2 separate regions of the Homo sapiens genome follow, and region 1 is linked to region 2. Evidence: chromatin loops called from intact Hi-C (ENCODE). Cell type or tissue: IMR-90. All regions are shown on one strand.

Region 1 (8,000 bases), 500 kb before region 2:
TCAGTTTAGTATCTTCATTCACCTTCCATAGTATGTATGTATGCATATGTATATTATATACATGTAAGATAGATACAGGTTTAGATGTACATATAGTGTTATTTACAAAGTCCTAAAGAACCTTGAAAATAATTTTAAGTGGTTGCCAATTATAATTACAAAACCAAAAAGTATTCTACTCAACTCTTACAAATCAACTGGCCAATTTTATGAAAAATACTTGGCCATTTTATTTTCCTTGTTCAAGTTATTATTCGGTCATTTTCTTCATGTTAACATTTCCACTAGGGGGTGCAAAAGCGAACAACGTTTAGATTTTTCTCATCTTTTGTACCAAGAACTAATGAAGAAAATTTGAAGCTATAAGTTAAAATTATTTTTATATTTCTAAAAATTATAACATTTAATTAGTTTATTTATAGCGTGAAAATAGTTTTATTTAGCTATTAAGAGTTTGGGAAGGCAGTGCTATATAACAAACGGTTTCAAGATGGTGCCTTGGCAGGCAAAGCTGGATTTAAATTTGGCTTCGATATTCACGATTGGGTATTATGTTGGGCAAGTGGCTTTGGCCTTGCAAAGCCTGTTTCCTTATCTCTAACATGTTTTCCGGCACTGATCACACATTCAGATTCTGTTCTTCAGCGTGCAAGATACTATTTTCCATTCCAAGATAATATTTACACAGACTTAAATTTTTAGTTTATAAAGTTAAGACTGAACGAGACAATTTTTTGTGTGTTTATGTCAGCCTATATCACATGATGGCACATAAACAGAAGCTGATGTTGTCGCTGTTTTCTCCCACATTTTTCCTCTTCTTCCTCCTTCTTTTCTACCTCTTTCTTCTTCTCCTTCTTTATAGTGATGTTATTATTTCCAGTGGATATGCCCTTCATTGAAATAGCTTTAGGGAGAATGATTATTATAGCCAACATATCAATAAAATGTGTGAATCCAGCTGCAAAGCAAAAACGCAGGAAAGGTGTATAATGTATAAGGTATACTAGAGACAGCAGTAGCATATTAGTGTTAGCCAGACCTGTGCCTGAAATTCAAATGCAAACAAGGTTGGGTCACATGTCCCAGCCTGTTCAGGTAGAAACTGAGGAGTATGGCAAGCTAAATGTGGGGCCAAATCATAACATTAAATTTATCCATTGCTCATAACTAGATTGTACTTAAAAATACGAGGCATTTAAGACTGAGCAACATGACAAAACACCACCTGCACTAAAAATACAAAAAAAAAAAAAAAATTAACCAAGCATGGCAGTGCACACTTGTACTTTCAGCTACTCAGAAGGCTAAGGTGGAAGAATCACATGAGCCCAGGAAGTCAAGGTTACAGTGGGCTGTACCCATGATCATGCCACTGCACTCCAGCCTGGGTGATGGGAGGGAGACGCTGTCTCAACAACCAAAAAAAATGTTTAAACGATCTTACTATATTTGTTACAATCGCCTTTTTCTCTCTGACTTCAAGTTATGAATCTGTCTTTTATCTCTACTCTAGCAATATAAATAAAATACTCTTTAGACATAAACTCAGAAGAACACCAGAAATGTCCACCTACAATCACTTTTCTCATAGGAAAAAGTGGTGGATTAGGTACCAGGGGCTAGGAAGAAGCCTTGGTCAAGTGTACACTAGGAAATCATTGCATTACATGTGGTACCTCTGAACTCCCAACTATTTGGTAGGTTCCTTCTGAGGCACCAGTCATAAATCTCAGATGCTTTTCTGCACCATCCAGGATGTTATTTTCAATTTTCAACAGACCTGTACTTTTAGCCTATTGTTATTGGTGGAGGGTGTCCAGGTTCTTGGCGTCGGACAAAACACACAAACAAAGCAAAGAAAGAATGAAGCAACAAAGGCAGAGCTTTACTGAAAACGAAAGTACACTCCACAGGGTGGCAGCGGGCCCAAGCATAGGGGCCGAAGACCCCAGTTACAGAATTTTCTGGGGTTTGAGTACCCTCTAGAAGTTTCCCTGTGTTACTTGGTGCATGCCCTATTTAAATGAAGAGGATATTTCCTGTCATAGCTGAGGTGTTTCTTTCTGATTTAGTCTTAGGAGGTCCTTGGATTCCCTCCCTCCAGGCCCTATGGCCTGCCTCACTGATTCATACCCATTCAGATCAAATTCTTATATTTCACTATTTAGAACTATACTCTTTCAAACATGTTCAGTGGCTGAAACCATTAAAGATTTGCTGAAGGATCAGATCCAAGCCCTGTGAAAACATATTAAACATTAATTATTAATCTTTAGCTTTTCCTCCTGAATCATGTTTTCTTTTTTTCACATCACAAATGGGCTGGGGTCCAGCATAAAGCAGATATGGTTTCTAATGGTCCTATGAAATTTGTATGATGTTCACTGGACTTTATGCTTATTTTTTTTAAATTTTGTATGTGTAAATGTCACATCTCATATCCAGAAGGACCCACCCATCCTGAGCAATTAATGCAGCTCATTGTTAGGAAGAACAGTTGACAATATGCTAAACCTCCAACTGGTTATTCTCAGTAACTGGAAACTTTGAATGCAACAGTGGTTCTAAATTATTTGTCTTAGTGGCCATTTATGGGCTAATACTAGAATTCCCAGCACCCCATGAATTATTCTTTTATGCCTATGACAAACCAAACTTTGTATAACGTGAAGAAAACTGCTATGGAGCAGGGGGAAGCCTGCCATTCCTCAATATTAAGAAATCAATATATCTCCTCTCCAGTGGTACAGTGTCATTTAGATAGGACTCTCAATACATAGCTACAATAAGGCATTATATCTATTTTGTGTAATATTTGATATATGATTAGGAGCAAGATAGATCCATGTATACTTACGCTTATCTCAACAAAAGATATTTAGTTGCCCTTTTGCTTCTGCTCAGAGTACAAAGCCAACTCCTTAACTCCTTACCAATGTATCAGTCATTAGTGGTGTTGAAACAAAATTCTCCCATTTTATATCACATATATTCGTGGTAGGTTTTCCAAAGTGTAAAAAGAGCACAACCTCTATATGTGGATTTTTAAAGCATTACAATGCTTTCAGTAACATTTAAGTATTTCCTTCTGTGGATCATAATTATTTAAACAGTGTTGTCTGTGGAAATGAAAGATAAAGAAAGGCACAAAAATGTAATATGTAAACATCTGGACACCAACCTGCATGTTCAGACTAAAGCAAGTTTATTATTTTTTGTAATAGTACTTGGCCCTTTAAAGTTTATACAAATGTCACTACCTTTTGTGGAAGTCACAAGAATGTGAATAAATTAGAACAATTTAGAATTAGAACAATTAGAATAAATTAGAACAAATTAGAAGGTATAATGATGTATTCCAGCCAAAGTTACATATAGTTATAGAGACTTTTTTTTGTAAACTATTGAAATCATACAGAATATTGTAGTGTTTAGTTAGACTATACTTTACAAAATGCTTGACACTCCTGAATAGCAAGGATAATAGCTTAACTAATGATCCTTTAAATGGGTATGTAAAATATAATTTAAGCTACTTGCAACATGCAAAAGAGAGGCATCATTTGTTACTGCCAAAAATCACTGGCATGTGGAAATCAGAAAATCATTAGCGTTGATAGAAATAGCTTAATACAACAGGGAAGAGAACACATTATTTAGAGCAGTTAAATGACAATTGATGCAACCACTGGTGAAACGCAGAAAAAAAGTGGATATGATTTAGTGAATGATAAATTCTGCACTTAGTATTTATGCATGCAAAGGAATGGAAATCTTTGCTCATTAACCAAGGCACTTAGTTTGTGAGCCAAAATGCTTCAGGCTGTAGCCCTAATTGTCATAAATGTTTATCTCTCTGCAAGTTTAATTTAGGCTTAAGAAAAAATGTTATCCTGAGTGATGAATATTCTACATTTTTTTCATCTTTTTCATCAGCCTAAGCCAGTTTGCTCAAATCCCTGTTTATATCCTTTCTCCTCCATGCAATCTCCGTGATGCCTCTAGCTACCATTAATCTCTCTCTTTTTTCCCCATTATTCCCCCACTCTTTTTTACATCTATTATAGCAGTGTGCCTAATGGTATATTTACAGGCATACCCCATTTAGCACTGTCTTCTAGAGCACCAATTATTCATAGCTGTTTAGTAGAGTGTCATACTGTGCTGTCCTCAGTTTGAATGGCACTTGCCAATCTGTTTTGTTTATACTCTTGAATTTCCTTGCCATTAACATACTATTTTCCAGCTGACAATATCTTTGATTCTCAGCAAATACATTGAAAGTTTCTCAAAGTATGAACAAACATGGATCATTGTAAGGCTGTTAGAACAGCATGCAGCATTGCGTGTGAGAACCTTAGGTGACGGTGGACCATTTGAACACATGTAGAATAAGAAGTCAGTTAATCATCCCATGCTTGTATGTTAATTTAGTTTGAAATCACTGTGCCGGGAACACATCTCTATAGGGGATGTCATGACTTTTCATTTATTTATTGTTGATATTTATGCATCTATCTCCCTTCATTACAAAGGAGAATGAATGGAGTCTGCCTATGTATGTACCTGTGTACCATTTAACACTGAAAGTCCTCTCAAAACCGAAATTAAAACTGGGTGGTAAAAATCTTAACTACATAGAGGCAAAGTAAGCAACATCAATATGTGAAGAGGATAAAATTTAGCATTATAAACACAGCACCACATTAAATATTACCAACTGGAGTGCCTACCTGCCCAAAGCAAGCAATAGCTGTTGAGCTATGACTATTTCCATGAAGTAATGTAAATATAATTTTCTCATGCCTTCAAATTTTTCAAGAGCACCTAAAATATGATTTTCATATCTTTTAAGTGTTGGCCATACTTTAAGTTATGGTTATTTTCAATATCGTACAGTTCAAATAAAATACTTCTGTGGATGAGATCCAGCGCATGGGTTACCTGTTTATGGCCCCTGCCATAACTTTTCTTCTTCTTGTCCTCCCTTTCTGCATTCTTTCCTTTTACTTTTTTTCCATCCATCCTTTTATTCAGGTGTGTGTATGTGTTCACAGGTATGTGCATGCAGTGAATATAAATTAGTGATATGCAATCAAGTATAAAATCAGATATTAAAAATACAAAAAAATAAAAAATGAATAAAAAATAGTAAAAATGTAGATGTTGTCAGGAGTTTTGAACAATGTCTAGGTGTGACTGTAGATTCAGCTGAATCAGAAAGACAAATACAACCAGTTACAACATTTATAATTTCCCCCTTTTCCCAATAAGCGACAAGAACTTATTGATTTCAGAGAATAATCATGTATTTTTCTAGTACTAAATTCTAAGATAAAATAAATATGCTTGGTAATATCACAATATCCTCACAAACATCTCCACAATAAATATGAGATTTTTAGAATTAATTTTATTGTGTTCCTCTATGCAAGACAAGTCATATTAAATACCAAACTTAATTTTTACCATGCTTTCAACAAGGTGACAAAACATTAAAATCAGGTACAGATCTTATAACTGCAGTTGATTGTCAGAGAAGTGGACAGAGTATATACAACTTAAAGATATCTTACTAATTATTGAATGCCTACAGCCCTTAACAAAGCTTTTTGTATGTAGAAGGTGCTATATGAAAGTGTAAGGTAAAGAATTAAGTACATATTTGATTGGAGTTTATAAAAAGAAGCGCCTCAAAATACAAAACACTGTATTTAAGAAACAAGCATTTACCCTGTACTGGTCACAGTGCAATTAAAATTAACTTTTAAAAATGTTTCAATATCTCCTAGAACTTTCACTTGCACCATTAGAAATACAGGTCCACCACATATGCCAACAATTATCAGTTGTAAAATTTAAAAATAATATTAAGTAGCAGAATGCCTCAGATGATTTTTGTCAGCATTTCTTTTAGGCAAGGATCTACTCTAGCATCATTTTATTTTATATTTTTGGGGGACAAATCAACTCAAACTCAGATCTCTGGTACATATTCCCAACCCCAGCACCTGTTGAAGGATGGTCACAGTTGCCTGTGTAAATTACACACCCTCACCTTAACTGCCCCAAATAATTGACACTAAGGAAGATACTTAGCCCAGGGAGAAAATAGCCCATTCGCTGACCAGCTGGCCAATGATACATTGGATTTTTCCCTCTCAAATACATAAACTAATAAATCAGAAGAATGTTTATGCACGAAACTCCCATTTTCAAGCATATAATGCTGATAGGTAAACAAGGGAAGCTAAACTTCAGAAAGAAGAAAGAAAATGGAGCAAATAGTATCAAGAAAGAAGAGTGAGGGAATAAGGTGCTTTTGAAAAATGAGGGATGAGACATGAGAAATTACTTAATTACTACAATGTGTACTATTCGGGTGATGGCTACTCTGAAACCCCATACTTCCCCACTGTGCAATATACACTATGCATATAACAAAACTGCATTTTTACCCCCAAAATCTATTTTTAAAAATAAGAAAAAAAGAAAGGTGGAGAAAAATGGTTTTTGCAGCTCAACCCAACAGCCTTTACTAGAAAATTGTCTGGAAAGATTTCCTCTGACCCCCACCTACCCAACAAATACACACTGAATGGCACAATTGCTTAGGAAAGCTTGAGTGACTAGCACTTTCTTGTTATTAATTAAATAATCATGACTGAAATGAACTTGATGAATCTATTTTTTTATAACTGAAATAATACTACGGTAAAAATAGATGTGTTTGTGTATATGTGTCATGCGTTTTTCAGAACAATTGTTATGAGTAATGTCTAATTCAGGGGTATCCAATCTTTTGGCTTCCCTGTGCCACAGTGGAAGAAGAATTGTCTTGGGCCACAAATAAAATACACTAACACTAACAATAGCTGATAAGCTTAAAAAAAAAGATCTGGGCATAAGTCTCATAATGTTTTAAGAAAGTTTGTGAATTTGTGTTGGGCTGCATTCAAAACCATCCTGGGCTTGCTTGGTTTAATTGTTAAAGGTACAATTTGTTATTCATTTTTCGTGTTCAAAAAAAGCTGATTTTGGAGATGATAGAATTCTGCCAAGGTCAGAGGAGGCCTGTATTTGTACTTGGCTTGCTGAATTCGGACCTATTCTTTCTGAATGTGGCAGCTCTTCCTTGTAATTTGTTTCAAGATTGTAACTGTTTTCTAAGGTCTTCATTTTTGTAGTACCCATCTTCATCTTCAGAAAGTTGAGCAAGGCAGCAATGTCTTTGCTCAACCAACTTTTATGACTATTTTCCCACTCAACTTATTTTAGTGTAATTCTCTCTCAGTTGGAATTCATTCTTATGACATTTATCTTTCCATTGTTTTTGCAATTCAACAACAGCCTACTTCGTAATAAACCTGTAATTTTACTTAAAAAACTGTAGAGGATTTTTAATTGCCTGGTTTAGAAAGAAGTAAAATGTTCCTTTTAATTTAACAAAGAAAATGTCTGAAACCAGATGTATTTTTGAGTGTTTATTGATTATTCGCATTCTTTCTTTATCTTTGAAATTCAAATATTTTCTGAAGAGGTAATCTATATGATGGTCTCTCTATATCAATTTTGGCTAGGGAAAATTCTTTTGACTTATGAGCTCAAATATGTCTTCAGCTGTACAAAGTATTATTCCATCAATATATTTTTTTCAATTCGAAGAAAACAGTATTTTTGCTTTGAATATTTTGAGATTATAAAATTAGAATTTGCTTTGTGTTTGGCTCAACAATCTTGCCACTCTTCAGGCAACAGCAAATTGCAACATAGTAGTCATTATCTGTGCAGTTATGAACTACCCACCCATGGAAGAAATCTCATGACAAATGTCTTTTCTTTGGATAAAATATTTGGCAGCTAGATCAACAGCGTAGTTAAATTTTAGTGGATATTTGGTTTTTTAAAAATGTTATTTCCAATATGTCGCTACATCATTAGATTTTAAACAATGTTGTACCTCTGAAATAAAAAGTTATTCTGTGTCCAGGAGATTA
Region 2 (8,000 bases):
ATTATGAAATATGACTTAATATTCTTCTTTAACATGAAAAAGATGGTTACAGTAAAAATGAAATGCCCTCTTTACCCTCTGTCACTACGGAGTTCACCTTCCTTCACAGGGGTTAGATTTATTTTCTTGTGTATTTTTGCAGGGCTTTTTTTCACAGTGCATTTACAGAAATACAGAATATATAGTTTAGGGTTTTGTGTGTGGGTGTGTGTGAATCTGTGTATGGTTTTACATAAATGTTCTTGAATAATAGGTTTGTACTTTTGTTTCAGTTTAAATTATCTCTTGGAGAAATTCCTTTTTATATATCATATATATATTACTTTATATATTATACACTATATGTAATTATCTATAATACATACTATATATATTGCAAACTTGCAGATAGATTTTATTACATCTCTTTCAAGCTCATGGATACTAGCTTGCATTACAGACAATAATTTATTAAAGCATTAGCAGGGAATGGTGGCTCACGCCTGTAATCCCAACACTTTGGGAGGCCCAAGTGGGACGGTCCCTTGAGCCCTGGAGTCAGAGACCAGCTTAGGCCAGGTAGTGAGACCCCCACACAACCAAAAAATATATATACATAGAGAGAGGGAAAATTAGCCTGGCATGGTGGTGTGCACCTGTCATCCCAGCTTACTTGGGAGGCTGAGATGAGAGGATCACTTGTGCCCAGGAGGTTGAGACTGCACCAAGCCATCATTGTGTCACTCTACTCCAGACCGGGTGACAGAGAGAGACCTTGTATTAAAAAAAAATTAAAAATAAACACAAATTAAAGTTTTATTCTATTGATAGAATTTACTATATTTCCTTTTCATATAGATAATAAGAATGGTGAACATCTTTGTACTTGCCTAGAGTATAAGTATTTCTCTATAAGAAATCTAGAAGCAGAATTGCTGAGTAAAGAGAATGTGCTTTCAAACTTTTGATAGATACTTAAAAATTGGGTTTCAAGTATACGTGAGAGTTGATTTCTTTATGCCTGAGTCAACATTAGGTATTTTCACTCATTCAGATATTCCATTGTTTTAATTTGCATTTTTCCAATCATTTATACTTGTTAGCCATTTGAATTATTTCTCCTTTGATAAATTTGATGTTCATTTTTTAATATTTTTATGAGATCAATTGTCTTTATTCTATTGAATCCTAGTTCCTCATATATTCTGGATATGCATATATATATATAAGAGAGACAGGGATTATGTATGTTTATGAGACAGGTAAAGGGAAATGTTGCAAATATTTTATTTTATACGCTTACTTTCATTAAGGTTGATGGCACCTTGCTCAGTGGAAGGCTGGTAAATTTACAGTAATAATATTATTTGTCAGATATTGAATGTTACAAAGATAATAGATACTGAACTATGTTCTTACATCTATCTATATTTTTAATTAAACTCTTTCAGATAGGAATTTATATTTACACTTTACAATCATGAAAACTGAGGCTTGGTGGAATGATATGATTTACCTAAAGTCAAATATTAGAAAGTAAAAGAGTCAGAATTTCAATCAGGGTGTGCTGGCTCTCCTCATTCCACTATGCAACTGATATCTACGTAGCTCATGATGTTATCTATATCTTACAGCTACATATATGTTATACATAGCTATTGTTATAGCTGTATTATCTACACCTATATCTATGAATTCATTATGTCTTAATAATTTAGGTTTCTCCTAAATTAGTTTTTACCTGTTTGGTGTTACGTTAAATTATGTGTCTTTGAAAATTTTAAGTTAGTGTAGAAAATGCTGTATTTCACTACAATTAAAGTGTACTATTGTAGTACCAACCAGTTTCCATTAGAAAGTAGACTGTTTAAGTTGCAGTTATGCTTAAGGCAAAACAAGTAGGTAGGTGTGGCTTTGTTTCATCTTTCTATACTTCCCATTGTGAACAGTACTTCTCTTAAGCTCACACTATTCCTCCAGCCTAAAACCTCCCTACTTTCCCTCAGAATTCATATGAATCCCTCCAACCTCCTCCCCCTTATACCACACCATGATAGAGTAGGCTCTCACATACACCTGCTTTCGAGGGCCTAACATTACAATCCTAGACTTGTATAACTTTAGAAACCTGCCAGAAAATGAATGTAAAAGCCAGAGAACTATCAGGCTTGGCTGTTTAGGGTAACTCGATATTGTGAGCCTTTCAAAAGAGGCCAGTGGTAAAGAGTGGCAATGGTGGGCTTCAGAGTTGTTCAGGCCATGATTTCATTTATTTTTATTTTTTTAACTTTGATTTTAGGTTCGGGGTACACATGCAGGTTTGTTACATAGGTAAATTGCATGTCAGGGGGGTTTGGTGTACAAATTATTTTGTCACTCTGGTAATAAGCATAGTACCCAATAGGTAGTTTTTCAGTCCCCTCCCACCCTTCACCCTCAGGTAGGCCCCAGTGTCTGTTGTTCCTTTCTTTGGGTCCATGTGTTCTCACTGTTTAGCTTCCAAATATAAGGGAGAACATGTGGTATTTGGTTTTCTGTAATAACCAGTTAGCAACATGATGACAGGATCAAAACCACACAGGCCATGATTTTGGACACATAACCATATAACCTCTCTTCTCCTGTCCTCTCATCTGTAAAAATAAAGATTGTCATAATTAATTTTAGTATTTAAGGAAATAGTTTGATATTGCAGGGATAGAGAAGACTACAGTCAACATTGATGATGATGATTATTATATAGATAGTTTGAAAAAAGTTACAGAAATCTTGACTGTCTTTTTTCCTCCCAACCCATGTCTTCCCTCCTTGAACTTGGTTCCATATAACCATTTTCTTGGCCTCAGCTTACACATCTTTTCATCAAGAAGTTCTACGCAGGCCTTTCACGCTGTCTCTCAATTCCTGGATGCACTGTACATTTCATTTCATTGAACATGCTACATTAAAATTATTTATTTACTATCCGAATCCTTCTCTAGACTTTAAGTTCCATGAGGGCAGGGACTTTGGCAGTTTTTGTTATTGTTGTTGCTTTCTTGCTATATCCCTCATCATGCAAGCACACTATGCAAATTTTGTTAAATTTAAAAACGAATACAGGCATAAATAGATGTGCTGAGGCATAAATGGATGTATGTCTGAATGAGTGGACAGTGAATGAATAAATGGTTACACGATTGGAAACATGAGTGAATGGATAGGCAATCAACTTAGCACAGAGACTTAGAAATGATTGCAATGTCAGTTACAATGATATGAAGTGGAGAATATATTTTTGGATTGGCCTTTGAAATCCTTTAAACCATACCAAATGGCATTCTTTCATATGATTCTGACCCTGACTGCTTCAGTGAGAGAAAATTCAACCAAGTTGGCAATATAGTGAATTTTACTTGGCATGTGGCAAACAGAGTCTAGGGAATAAATAATATGTCACACTAGGCCTGCATTTTCCTCTCAATACCTTAGGAAAACACTTTTATAAACACAGTTCTACCTCTACCTGCTACTTTCACTTAGCATAAAGGTTAAAATATGAGATGTTTCACTTCATATATTGCACATTTCATTATTCTACATTATAAACTCAGTGAATTCTTTGGAGGTGATTTATTATGCAATTTAATTTGATATTGAAAATCCTCCCAAAAACAATCTACAAACTTGCAAAGAATTTTAAGTAATACATCTTGTTTAATGTGTGTGCTGATTTACCCAGACCATTGAAATAAAGTTTGTTTCATTTACCCAGACCATTGAAATAAAGGCATTTGATTGTTAGAAAAACTGTAAATAGTCCACAGTGTTTGGTATATTTCCGGATATTAAAACTTATTAAAACTATTGTTCAGCATGACTTGACACCACTGAGATTTGACAATGGGCCATATCTACATCAGAATAGCTCTGTGGATACAAGAGCAAAGGGAAATGTTATCCACCACAGCTGTTGTGCTGACCCCTACTGGCTAAGTTTAAGAAGAGTGAAAGAACAACTTTTTTCCTAAAGTGGACCTTTCCTGGATTAATTACTCACATCCAATCTTCATTACGTTTCATCTGTCATTCATCAGTAATAATTCCCTGTACAACACGGTTGAATGCATGTGAGCTTGTCAGCCTCATTTTGTATAATTAATGATGATTGGACATACGAATTTTAACAATTTTGAGACGTGTCTACTGACTGAGAATAATTTTTCTAACCTGCTCTGTTTCTATTGAAACAATGTCTTATGTTTCTCTCAAGAGAAGCTTCAAAATTATGTATATATCCAGCAGGCACATGTAAGTATATGTGTCTGAGAGTCATATGTCCTGCAGATATAAAGCACTAAACCTGAAAATACACAAAAAGAAAAACCCTTTCTCAACCAAAGTACAACAGGACAGATTTTATATTATTTATTTTTAAAAGTAAGCCATGTTCAAATTAAATGTCAAGCATAATTTTGTATTTGAAATTTGAAATTTGTGATTATCCTTAGAGAAAAATCATAGAACACATGTCTTCTTGCCAAATTTGTATTTGCATAATAGTGAACTATGAGGTTATAGATCACTTTGTGGCAGAGTGCCAACCCATAAACTGCTTGGTAAAGCTACTAAAAACTTCAATCTGAAATGAATTTATTTCAGTTAGGAGTTTGAATCCTCTATAGAAAATAAAATGCACTGGAGTCTCTTAGTTCTTAAAAAAGAAAAGACGGAGAGAAAATACGAAATTCTGTGTATTTCCACATTTCTTCCTTTAACTGCTACAGACATAAATGCAAAATGAATGTTGACATATTTGTTTAGCATCCCTGAACAGATTAAACTGCTTTAGAAGTTCTTCTGTAATCAGGCTTGAAAAATAGAAACTAACATTCACATCCTTGGATAGATTAAATTGTTTCCAAAGTTTCTCATTAATCAGACACGAAAAATTGTTTGTAAACGTAGAAGTAGGTCCTTTGAAAAGTACTCAAAATTTTTCTTGCGACAAAATTTTTGCAATTTCACTATATAATGCTATTTTTGTCGTATACGTATTAGAAATATGTATACCTGTATCACTTGTCTGTGTCCTTTATTGGCGAGTTGCTAAATAGCAAAAGATTTTGATCCATTGTGGAGTACAGTGTGTGTATAAAAAGAACACTGGGTCTGAATTGTGAAGCTGACTGCCAATTACTTATGATGTGTCTTTGGGCAAAGAAAATAGAAAGAAAATATAATTTTTTTAAAGTTTGGACTTCTTTCCAAGTGAATTCCAAGTACTTGAGTGTTCTTCTTCATAATAAGTCTGTAAGTTTAACAGTGCAGCACACATTTTAGGAATGAGGAAACTAAATCCTGGAGATATTAATGGACTTGTGTGATTCAGTATAGCTAGTAAGTAGTGCAGTTAACATTATATATTAGAACTATCTCACACCAAACTTCCTGTCCCTCTTAGGCTATGATGTCTTTCTTATCCTGCTTTTCTCCTTTGTTAAAAGAAGGAATTGGGCTATATTATCATTATTTTTATATTTTCTATAGCTCTCGTGTACATGGGTCTGTGTTTGGGGATTTTTGTTTGTTTGTTTGGGTTTTTTTTTTTTCTTTTCTTTGACAAGGTCTTGCTCTGTTGCCTAGGCTGGAGTGCAGTGGCGCAATCATGGCTCACTACAGCCTGGAACTCCTGGGCTCAAGTGATCTTTTGCCTCAGTATTCTGAATAGCTGGGACTGCATGCTCATGCCATCATACCTGGCTAGTTTTTTCTTTTTCATTTTTCTTATGTAGAAACAGTCTCACTATGTTGACAAGGCTGGCTTTGAACTCCTGGCCTCAAGCAATCCTGCCATCTTGGCCTCCCAAAATGCTGGAATTACAGGCATGAGCCACCACGCTGAGCCTATGATTCGATTCAGTCTCCCGTTTCCAAATAAAGGCATATTACCTGAGTATTATATAATACACAGAATTCATTGTGTCACTTTCACTTCATCTTCCATTCAAATTCTCTAAATTCTTGCTGAGCAGGCTCTGACAGATGGGATAAGGAATGATTCCTCTATTGTAGAAACTGATAGTATTCCAGTAGTGTGAGCTCTTGACTTTATTTCCATCACTCAGCCAATGAATATCAATGATTCTTGAACTTTGCTATATACCATGGCAGGCAATAAAGACATATGCACCACCAGATTTTTATTTGACTTGATAAACTTACGCTGTACATTTCAAGATATTTTACAGTGACCACCAGTAGTTCCCTTAAAAGTCCTGTCATTCACGTATTATTCTTTCTAAAATGGTATGACATTGAGTTGTTTCAATTGCCAAATAGTAATTAGGAAAGAATATAGTCTCTCACTTTCAGGGAATTTTTTAAATGAAAAATGCATGTAAATAATTTTAATTTCTATTTGCTTTTCCTCACATGCCAAAAATTATTAGATTTATCTTAGGCATTTAGAAAGGCTTATAGTGTGCGTTTCAATATGAATTTAATATGGCATAAGCAAAACTCTGAGCTTTATTTCAAAAAGAGAAATGTATTAAAGAGCAGCTGGAATAGTCAAATAAGAGGTGAAACTATTAAGTCAAATGTCTCATGACAGAAACAATGCCAAAAATATTAATATGGACAGATTTTAATTTTAACTATGATGGAGCAATTGGAATGTCTTACCTGCATAAACACTGTAAACCTGGACAAAATCTATGCAGACAGTATACTCAGATATGGAATAATAGGCAGCTTATGAAGGAGATCCTTAAGAAGTGTGAAATGCACAAGACGTATTCAACTTTCATGGCTGCTTTTTAGGTGGAGAAAGTTTCCAAATAAACAGAAACCAAGGATCCCATCGACTAGAGAAAATAGAAATCAAAATTTGGGGCCATTGAGGGTGTTAGAATCTGTAGGACAGTATAGTGGAGACAAGAAATCCATTCAGAGAAAAAATCTTAAAAATTGGCATAAGGTTACACTTAAGTCTTTAGCCAGTGACTCATGTGCACGTGAAACACTACAAGACAGGACGGAGAACAGCTACTGAAGGTCTGTGAACTGAAAATAATAAACAAATAAATAAATATGCATTGCTGGAAGACATTGGTTTTCAGACTATCGAGACTGGAAAAAAGCCTTTCTAAACTCACCAAGGATTCAGTCTATTCTATAGGAAGGTCAAACCTCACCAGTAAGTCTAGTTTAAACTCAGTCTAAAAAGGCTTAAAGTCACTCTTCAACAGGATAAATCTGTACAACTCAGTAACTGTTAAAGAAATAAAACATAATTTATACTCTGAAAATATAGTATCCACAAGATTGAGACTATCACTATAATAACTATACTGCACTCCCCCAAAAGAAAAGATGAACCATCATTATGAGAAAAAGTAGTCAGTGGAAATAGTCTCAGACATCCTGTGTATGTTAGAATGACCTGCCAAGAACTTTAAAACAGCTATTATTAAAATGTTCAATGTTATAATGAAAAAGTATACAAAATAAATGACCAATGGAGAAGCTCAACAGATAAATGAAAAATACAAAACAGTACCAAATAACCATTCAACAACCAAGAATTAAAATATCTAAAATGAAAATTTTTCTGTGCAGCGCCAGTCAAGATTAGATAGTGCACAAGAAATAATTCAGTAAGCTTAAAGACAGATCAGAAGACATGAAATATACATAAGAACAGAAAGGAAAAATACTAGAAAATAGATGTATGCATCTGTGAATTATAGGAAAAACAATTATGCTATCTACTGTGTATGTAATTGAAGAAGCAGAAAGAAAATAGGGATCTTCCAAATCTGGTAAAATATACAATACAGTCCCAAAAAGCATATTGTATACTATGAAAAAAAGAGAATAAATAAGACCTACTATTTGATAGCACAGTAGTGTAACTATAGTCAATAATAACCTAATTGTATATTTTAAATAAGTTAAAGAATGTAACTGGATTGTTTGGAACTCAAAGAATAAATGCCTGGGGGGAGGGCTCTCCCATTCCCTATGATGTGCTTATT

The links. A loop is a pair of places that touch in the nucleus more often than their neighbours do. Peaks named below come from ENCODE experiments on the same cell type or tissue, not always from the same donor. Only the 100,000 strongest peaks of a DNase experiment are listed, where the experiment ranks them.
Region 1: it touches region 2 in a loop (3-fold over the local background); 2 of 110 quality-filtered maps call a loop at or near these places.

Annotation. Positions count from the first base shown.
Region 1 is chr5:164,958,593-164,966,592 of GRCh38, forward strand. The region is part of intron 3 of LINC03000 (long intergenic non-protein coding RNA 3000); the gene reads left to right. Among named protein-coding and RNA genes, the nearest start is that of LINC01938, 280 kb to the right of the region's middle. In IMR-90, no CTCF peak of the experiment used is centred here; no DNase peak of the experiment used is centred here; H3K27ac peaks cover 135 bases.
Region 2 is chr5:165,454,135-165,462,134 of GRCh38, forward strand. No RefSeq gene overlaps it. Among named protein-coding and RNA genes, the nearest start is that of LINC01938, 210 kb to the left of the region's middle. In IMR-90, a CTCF peak has its summit at 3,942 (motif pointing left); a DNase peak (open chromatin) is centred at 5,297.